2 separate regions of the Homo sapiens genome follow, and region 1 is linked to region 2. A link is a contact called in ENCODE Hi-C data. All regions are on one chromosome and are shown on one strand. Each heading gives the region's core, a stretch centred on a gene start or an enhancer-like site at or near the end of the contact. The rest is flanking DNA. Distances are from core to core; before and after follow the strand shown. Region 1 holds the start of RFX4 (regulatory factor X4). Region 2 holds the start of ABTB3 (ankyrin repeat and BTB domain containing 3).

Region 1 (4,015 bases), core at 1,494-3,993, 740 kb after region 2:
TTTCGGAATGATATAATAACAGCAATATTCCTGGTTCTGATCGCGCGCGATCTTATACAAAAGGAGCAGAATCGAACTGCTCCATGGAGCGCGCGTCTCTGCAAGCCAGGAGAAAAGACCCTTTACATAACAAGGGAAACTCAGAAGAAAGGCTAATTGGATTAAATTCTCTGGAAGGGAGGTGAGGGAAGGCTTCTGGACTGGACCACGCCGAGCCGCACTTCCCTTGTCGTCGGTTTTGCAAGTCGGAGTGAAATGTCACCTGGTGCGTCTAGTGTCATTTCTTCACACTGTCGTGTACCAAAACTTTTGATTTTGCGTTCAGGGTGGTGACCTAGGGATGTCTCGGATATACAAAAGGGAGAGAAGTGGATGGGGAAAGGATTTCATTTCAGAACGTCTCTGGAGTGTTTGCAGTTGAGGTGAAGAGGACCCGGTGCCCCCACGAGCACCAGTTGCATCGAGAACAGAAAACGCCACGAATCCACAGCCCCACAGTCCTCCCCAGAAGTACCGAGGGGCCTGGCCCTGTGGAGGAGGCAGCTAAAAGCCCCCCAGCAGGGCCACTGCAGGTTTGGGATGTAGGGAGACCCTATGTCCCTGCGTGGGCCGCTCGAAAATACTTGGCCACAAACTCTGCAGACATGCGTTTAAGTTTGTTAAGGATATTCATTTTTAATGTTAGGGTTCTCAGGAGGTGGTGAGGGCGCAGCGCTTGAGATGAAAAAATGGTGGAAAAGGCGCTTTTCTCTCTCTGGGCTCCCGCTTTACCGCCAGTAGAGACCTCAGCGGGGCCTGCCGTGTCCGGAGAGGCACGCAGGGCAGGCGACGCTTCTCCTTGCCTTCGTTTGTCATCGAGTATAGGAAGGAGAACTTCGGGGCTTAGCCTTTCCCCACTCCCTGGGGGCTCACACCCAGCCAGGGGAGTGCAATCAGGCGGGGCCTTGACTCTAGGAATCAGAGATCGACAACTACCCTAAAACACAGAATATCCCCCTGGCAAGAGCAGTCCGGTGTCCGGGCCACCAGGGCTGCAGCGGAAACCTGGAGAGGCCTTAAATATTTCTGCAGGGACCGAGGAAAGACCTTCTGGGGCAATGCCCCGATGACCCCAGCCCCCACCCCACTTCCATATCCAGCCTGCCTAGGGGTGGAGTTGGGGAGACATTCGTGCGGCATTTGTTTATTTGCTCAAGGAAAGGACGTGCATGCTCAGGGGACGGCCGGGGCTGGAAGGCACTTGTTGCTCCGCGCTGCAATGCTCAGCAGCTTATGCTTGCAGGCATTCTCTCAAACCTCGCCACGGCCCAGGCTGAGTCCACTGCCCTATTTCTGCCTCTCCCCAAACTCATCACCCTAAGAAATTCTGAGGCTGCAGGGGGCCAAAATGAAAATAGCCGGGTTGCAAGAATGAGCCTAGGGGAGGGGGTGAACTGTAAGAGAACTTCCACCTGCAAGGGACTTAGGGAGCGTTAACAGATCTAGAAGTGTGACGGCTCTTCAAAGGTGCTAGGAGTGGGAGGTGGCGAAAACTACTGGAGGAAGAACCGAGATACCGGGTGTTTTCGTTGTGAAAGATTCCTTGGCCTCCTTTTTTCGTTGTTAAGGACCGCCGCACCCCCAAAACTGACGCCCAGCAGCTCTTGAACTGCAGAGCAGTTTGCAGACCCCAACGCCGAGTTTAGCGGGCCAGTCTGCGTCCTGCCCTCCCTCCAGCAAGGTCACAGCTCCCTAGTGGAGCCCGGCGTTGGGTGCCCCTTCCTGGCAGAAAAGCTAAAAGCCCGACCCCACAGCCCAGGACTCCCACCTCCCGTTTCTGCGGATTCCCCCGGACCACCGGGTTCGCCGCCGCCACTCCCTCCAGCTGCGCGTCTCTACCAGCCGGAGCCTCGGTCCCCACCTCCCAGGCGCAGTGCGAAGCCGTCACCCTCCCCCGCCTCGGGGCGTTCCGCTCGGCTTCCCGGCCCTGGCCGCCAGACCCCGAGCGCACCGCTATTCCGAGGCCCCCATACCCTAGGAGGACCTGGGTCCGGGAGGGGGCGGTCGGCTGGCAAAGTTTCTGCAAGTGGCACCTCGAGCTCGCCGCGAGCCAGCGCATCTTTACGTAACTTTGTGTCCAGGGCAAGCGAAAGCGCGCTCCTTCGCGCGCGCGCACGCACACACACTCACACACGTACACAATCACACGCTTATACACATACTTCCACGCATCCAGTTACACACATCGCCTCGAATTGAAAACTTCTGCAAGCTCTGCGTTATTCTTTGGGGTTCCACTGTCAAGTTGACCCGTCTGAACTTTTCCCAACTTCTTTCTAAAGTTCCCCCTCTCCCTTCTCCTTCCCTCCCAATGTATCCCCCCAACCCCGCCAGTAGGACTAACCTGTGGAATCCATGTCGGGTTCCTCCAGTAACCCACAATGCATGCTCTTCCCATGGACAGCACAGGCGCCCCCCAAAAGTCCTGATGTTTGGGGATCCCCTGTGCTAGAGATGCCCAGGGAGGAAGGGAGGGAGGGAGGGAGAAGGGGAGAGAGAGAGACGCAGAAAGTGAGGGGGCACAAGGATAAAGGAGGAAAGGAAAAGAAAAGAAAAAGAAGAGGAAAGAAAAGAGAAAGAAGAAAAGAGGAGAGAGAGGGAGAGAAGGGAGCGAGCTCGGAGAAGGGGGAGAGAGAAAAAGCGAGCGAGCAAGGGGACACTCAGTAATCCAGCCGGGCAAAGCCAAACCCGTCAAAATGTTTGCGGATGTTTCATGGGAAAAAGCATCATTTTATAGGAGCCCCGATGGGAGCAATGTCATTGATAGGCCAGCCGGCCTGATGAATGGCCGCTCGTCAGATGGGGCCGTGGCGAGGCGCACTGTGAAGCCCATTGTGGGCCTGTTTTGAATAAGAAAAGCCGCCTCCGAAAAGGGGGGCTCAGAGCGACGCAATCCCAGCCCTCCGACTTCCCCCTTCTATTATAGCATTAGCAACGTTTTTCTTATTTAAAGTTCCAGAGGCCTTCTCCAGCCTTCGCCCGGCACTCATTATAGGCGAAATCAAAATTGGCTTAGATGTGGCCCCCTCCCCCTCCCGGCCCTTCCCCACCATCGGGCCCCGCGCCGTGCTGGCAGGCCGGGAGGGGGGCGCGGGCGGGGGGGGAGCCGCGGGGAACTCCTGGAGCCTGGGGAGTCGCCTGCGCTACCACGAGTGGGGCCCCACTCCCTTCCTTCTCTTGCGCCCCCACCCACCCCCCATTTTGGTCCTGGGTTAGATTTCGGGTGGTGGCCCTGAGAATGCGGGAGGGGGTATGTCTTGACCCCTTGCACGCGGATCCGCAGACACGCGTGGGGAGTGAAGCGAGCTTGAAGGGGAAAGGGTGGGGAAGGGGAACTGAATCCCTAAGACCCCATGCCCCAATATGAGCGTAACAAGGCCGCTAGGCGGGGAGGAGGTGAGTGGCTGGTTCGCCTCCTCCAGAACTTTCTGTCTTCCTCTGGGCCTGGGTCCTTCATCCTGTTTCTCTCCTTCCATCTCGCTGTCTCTCTCCGCCTGTCTCCCGGTGTCTGTTTCTAGCTCTCTGTCCCTCTCGTCCTCTGTGTCTCTGTCTCTGTCCATTTCTCCTTCCTTGGCTGCTAGTGTCTCTGTCCAGACCCTGCCTCCACTTCTCTTTGTCTCCCCCTAGGACTCTGCCCCTCTCTGTCTCTATCCCCCTCGGTCTCTCTGTACTGTCCCCCCTCCCCCGCCTCTTCCCGTAACTCTGTCAGTCTGTCTGTCTCTGTTCCTCCGCCCTCCCCCTGCCCTCCCCACCCCACCGCCGTCCCCCAGTCGGCCTCGAAGTTTGTGAGAAGCCCCGGCATCCAAGTGGGGACGCGGTTTTCCCAGGGACCCCCTCCTCGGCGGAGTTGAAAGTGCAGAAAGAGGGGGGCGAGGGCCGGGGGGTGCTGGAAGTGGAAGTGAGGGGGAGCAAGCTGCGTCTCCTGCGGGCCCCGATAAAGTGGCCGTTCGCGGGTCGGCCGCGCTGTGATTAGAAT
Region 2 (4,385 bases), core at 843-3,342:
GCACTGGATTGCGGAGAGCGGAACGCGCCTCCTCCCAAGTCCTAGGGAGCCCAATTCATGCGCCCAGGGAAGTGGCATCTTCAAGGTCAAAACAAACAGTGCAGGGGTGGAGTATATGTACTAAGCGCAAATGATCTCAACCCTGCTCCAAAAAATGGTGCTGGGTTTTGCTCACTGCCTGCTGGAGGCAGCTGTCGCCCCGCCCCGCACCGGGGGCGGAACCTCGCGCTCCCGGACCTGGGACAGCACCAGCAGCGTGAAATACGCGCACCCGAGTGCAGGAGCAAACAGGCAACCTCTTGTTCTGGCTACCTCCAGCCCGGCCGCCTCCTCAGCGGCTTGGGACAGCAGCGCGTGGCTGGGAAGACGCGGGAGGGGGACGCGAGGCAAACTTGCGCCAAGAGTTGGCCAGGTTAGGTGAGAGGGAGTGGCACCCGCGCAGACACTTACCGCTGGCGTTCTTCCCGCAGATCAGGTGCTGGTAGGGCTGCAGGAGACCCCAGATCTCCGAGTCGTTGTTGACCGTGTGCTCCAGGGTCTCCACGGTGAACTTGGGCGCCTCGTGGAGCGCATGGTGGTGGTGATGGTGGTGGTTGGCGGCGGCTGCCGGCGGGACTGCGGCGGCCGCGGCGGCCGGCGGGGCGCAACAGCTGCTGCCCCCGCTGGCGCTGCTGGCTGCGCTGCAGGCGCCGCCGCTCGCCGCTCCTCCCCCGGGCGCCTCCCGCTCTTTATCCGCCGCGGGGGCCGCACCAGGGCCCGAGCTCGGGCCTGGGCCGGAGCCCGAGCCTGACCCAGGGCCACTGCAGCTCCGGGGCACCCCGGAGGCCACGACCCGCGAGTAGATGTCCCGGAAGAGGCTCTCCATGCAGGCTGTCAGGTAGATGGCGGCGTGCTCGTGGATGCGCAGCGCCACGCGGCTGTCCACCATCCAGCGATACACGCGGCCCACGGAGAAGGTGAGGCCGCAGCGGGCCGACTTGCCGCGGCCCAGGCGGTCGCCGCCGGCGCTGCTCATGTTGTAGAGGGACAGTGCGGCCAGCGCAGCCGCCGTACAGTGCGCGGCCAGGCCCCAGGACAGCACGATCTCCATGGCGCTCTGGATCTCGTACTTGGTGCACTTGGCGAAGCGCAGGCTCAGGCGCTGCGCCTCTTTGGCTATGCGCACCAGCGCCCGGCTCACCAGCGTCGACAGCTTGGCCAGCGCGTCCTTGGGCAGGCCGCCGGGGACCGCCGGGCCTGCCCGGGGATCCCGCGAACGCAGCAGCAGCGCCTCCAGCTCCTGGAGAGTCCAGGGGACCTCGTCTAGGTCCGGCAGCAGCCGCGAGCAGTGCTGGCCGGCGCAGTCCAGCCCCTCGGAGTCTTCCACCAGGGCAGTGTTGACAGTGTCAAAGCTGTTGTGCCGGCTGTGCATGGAGTCAGCTAGAGGCGGCCAGCAGCTCCCGCCATACGGGGACGCCGGGTGCGAGTCGGAACAGCACAAAGACAAGTTGGAGGAGCGCACCGAGTCCGCCGCGCCACCATAACCCGAGTCCAGCGTCAGATCCTCCAGCGTTCTCACCACGGGCTTCTTACCTCTCCTGGCCATCGCTGCGCCACTTCATGCTGCAGCCGCCTGGGAGCCAAAGGGAAGGAGCGGCGAGGAGCAGCGAGTGCCGCGGGGCGCGGGGAGAGCCGAGTCCGCGCCGCCTTGGCTCACTTTTCCACTAGCCGCTGCTACCAACTGTTAGTACTTTCGGCTGCCTCCCGGAACTGCCGCCGCTGGAATATACAGAGCAGACCCTGGAGTCATCTTCCAGAGTCCGGGCCGGAGCTGGGCGCAATGGGGAGCGAGCCAGGCCGGGAAGGAAGCTCCCGCCGGGGCTTGCCCCTTTCTTCCAAAATAAAAAGTGTCTAGACCGCTCTTCCCTGAGCCCCGCTGGGCGCAGTAGCCACCGGGCGCCGGCCACGGTGTTCGTGGGACTGAGACCACCCCAGATGCCGCCGCCGCCGCAGCTCCGCGGGCAGCTGGCTCCCGGCTCCCGGCTCCCAGTTCCCGGCCCTGGTTCGCTCGGCGCCAGCCTGCCCTGCACCGGAGCGCAGCAGCGGCCGTGGCGGCTGCAAACCTTGCCGAACCCCAGCAAACCCCGGGCAGCCAGTGGGACGGGCGTATGCAAAGCAGGGGCGGCGGAGAGCCAGTGGAATCGGAGAATGCTAATTACCTCGCTTTTTTTTTTTTTTTTTAAATCCCTCCTCCCCATGCGGCCCCGCCCCTCACACACGCCCCCGGCGGACACCGAGGCTGCAGGAAGTGGGGAGCAGTGGCCAGGGACTTGGGGAACCCTTGCAAGCGTAGAGACGTGGATGCTGCCCCCTGCTGCTGTCCCTGCCCGCATTCTCCCGGAGGGTGGTGGGTTGGGCCGGTGACCTCCCCACCTAGGTGTGCTCTCCACCGCGGTTCACAAGGTGTCTGCCTGACGGTCGCTCTCTCCCCTGCGGTTCGCATTTCACTTTTTTCCCCCCGTAACACCTGAAACATGGTTTTCCTCCCTCTCTATTCCCACTTCGGGTACGCAAACCAATTAGTGCGGCCCTCTTTCAGCCGGGGTTTGCTCCAGCATGGAGGGAAATAAGCCTGTCGAGCGGAGGCCCGTGGCGGTGGACACCACTGGGAGGCCGGATCTCCGGCCATTCGCCACCTGCCACTAGGGCGCGTTAACTCGATTCCTTTCAGTAGCCAGGAGGACCCTGTCCCTGCTTCAAAGTCCTGGGCGTGTGCTGCAGGGAGGGCTCAAGCACCACTTTGCCATCCTGGTGGGCATCTTTCCAAATAGCTCGGCCTTCTTAAAAGGAGTAAATTTGCTCAAAGGAGAATCTTCTTTCCTGACTAAAGAAAGATATAATATATATATGCATGGCTTAGCTGCATTCCTGTGTCAAATAGCATCGTGTCATCTACTTGTCTGTCCCCACCCACCCAGGCAGAAACCATATCTTACACACATGGGGATTCCTAGCTCCGCACACTGTGTCTCTCAGCTTAGAATCCCCTCCTATAGGAAGCTGGCCCAGATGTTTCAAGACTGGCTTCGGTGCTTCCACTGCCTCTATCCCCTTCTGTGGTTGCTGATTTCTGGGCCCTTGCAACACTAGGTTGCAAAAGCCTGGTTACTTGTCTGGATTCTACACTGGGCTAGGGGTTCCCATGCATAGTCCTGGCACAGTATAAGTGCTCAGTAAATATTTGTTGTAAATTGATGAAGGACGTAAGGATATGCTTTTAAATTGTTGCTTTGAATGTTCAACAATGGCCAACAGGTATATGCAAATATGCTCAACATCACTAATCATTCGGGAGATGCAAATCAAAACCACAATGAAATATCACTTCACACCTGTAAGGATGGCTATTATCAAAAAGTCAAAAGATAACAAGTGTTGGCAAGGATGTGGAAAAAAGAGAACCTTTGTACACTGATGGTGGGGTGTAAATGAGTACAGCCATTATGGAAAACAGCATGGAGGTTCCCAAAAATAAAAATAGAACTACCATGTGATCCAGCAATCCCACTTCTGAGTATACACCCAAAGAAAATAAAATCTCAGTCGAGTGCAGTGGCTCTCGCCTGTAATGCCAGCACTTTGGGAGGTTGAGGCGGGCAGATCACTTGAGGTCAGGAGTTGGAGACCAGCCAGACCAACATGGTGAAACCCCATCTTTACTAAAAATACAAAAATTTGCCAGGCATGGTGGTGCACACCTGTAGTCCCAGCTACTCGGGAGGCTGAAGCACAAGAATTGCTTGAACCCAGGAGGCAGAGGTTGCAGTGAGCCAAGATTGCACCACTGCACCTCAGCCTGGGTGACAGAGTGAGACTCCATCTCAAAAGAAAGAAAAAAAAAAGGAAAAGAACATCTCTGTCTTGAAGGGAGAGATGCACTTCCATGTTCATTGCAGTTTATTCACAATAACCAAGATGTGGAAACATATCTAAGTGTCCATCCACAGATAAATGGGTAAAGACAATGTGGTGTGTATATATCTGCAATGGAATATTATTCAGCTCTAAAAAAGAAGGAAATCCTGTCATTTGCAGTAACATCATGAACTTGGAGAATATTATCCTAAGTGAAATAGGCCAGACACAGAAAGACAAGTACTGCATGATCTCATTTATACGTCGACTCTTTAAAAAAAAGTTGAACTCATAGTAACAAAAAGTAGAATGGTGGCTACCAGGGGCTGGAGTGTGGGCAAAAAGGGGACAATATTGGTCAAAGGCCACAAACTTTCAGTTGTAAGATCAATATGTTCTGGAGAGCTAATGTATAGCATGATGACTATAGTAAATAATAACATGTTATATACTTGAAATTTGTTAAAAGAGTAGTCTCACATGTCCTCATC

What was found. Hi-C counts contacts between places; a loop is a spot of excess contacts on that map. Pooled maps may share reads with other maps.
Region 1: a map with no recorded cell type shows a loop between it and region 2 (11-fold over the local background). The contact joins the promoter of RFX4 here to the promoter of ABTB3 in region 2. A Hi-C loop is called at or near these places in 8 of 37 single-sample maps with no recorded cell type and 2 of 50 pooled maps.

The regions. Positions count from the first base shown.
Region 1 is chr12:106,581,732-106,585,746 of GRCh38, reverse strand. It overlaps RFX4 (regulatory factor X4), which reads right to left and starts at 2,743. Exons shown (of 18, transcript NM_213594.3): 1 at 2,384-2,743. The coding sequence starts at 2,426. The region is part of intron 1 of LOC100287944 (a long non-coding RNA gene); the gene reads left to right. RefSeq lists enhancers at 1,709-2,293, 3,782-4,015.
Region 2 is chr12:107,316,141-107,320,525 of GRCh38, reverse strand. It overlaps ABTB3 (ankyrin repeat and BTB domain containing 3), which reads right to left and starts at 2,092. Exons shown (of 17, transcript NM_001018072.2): 1 at 451-2,092. The coding sequence starts at 1,585. RefSeq lists an enhancer at 871-1,590.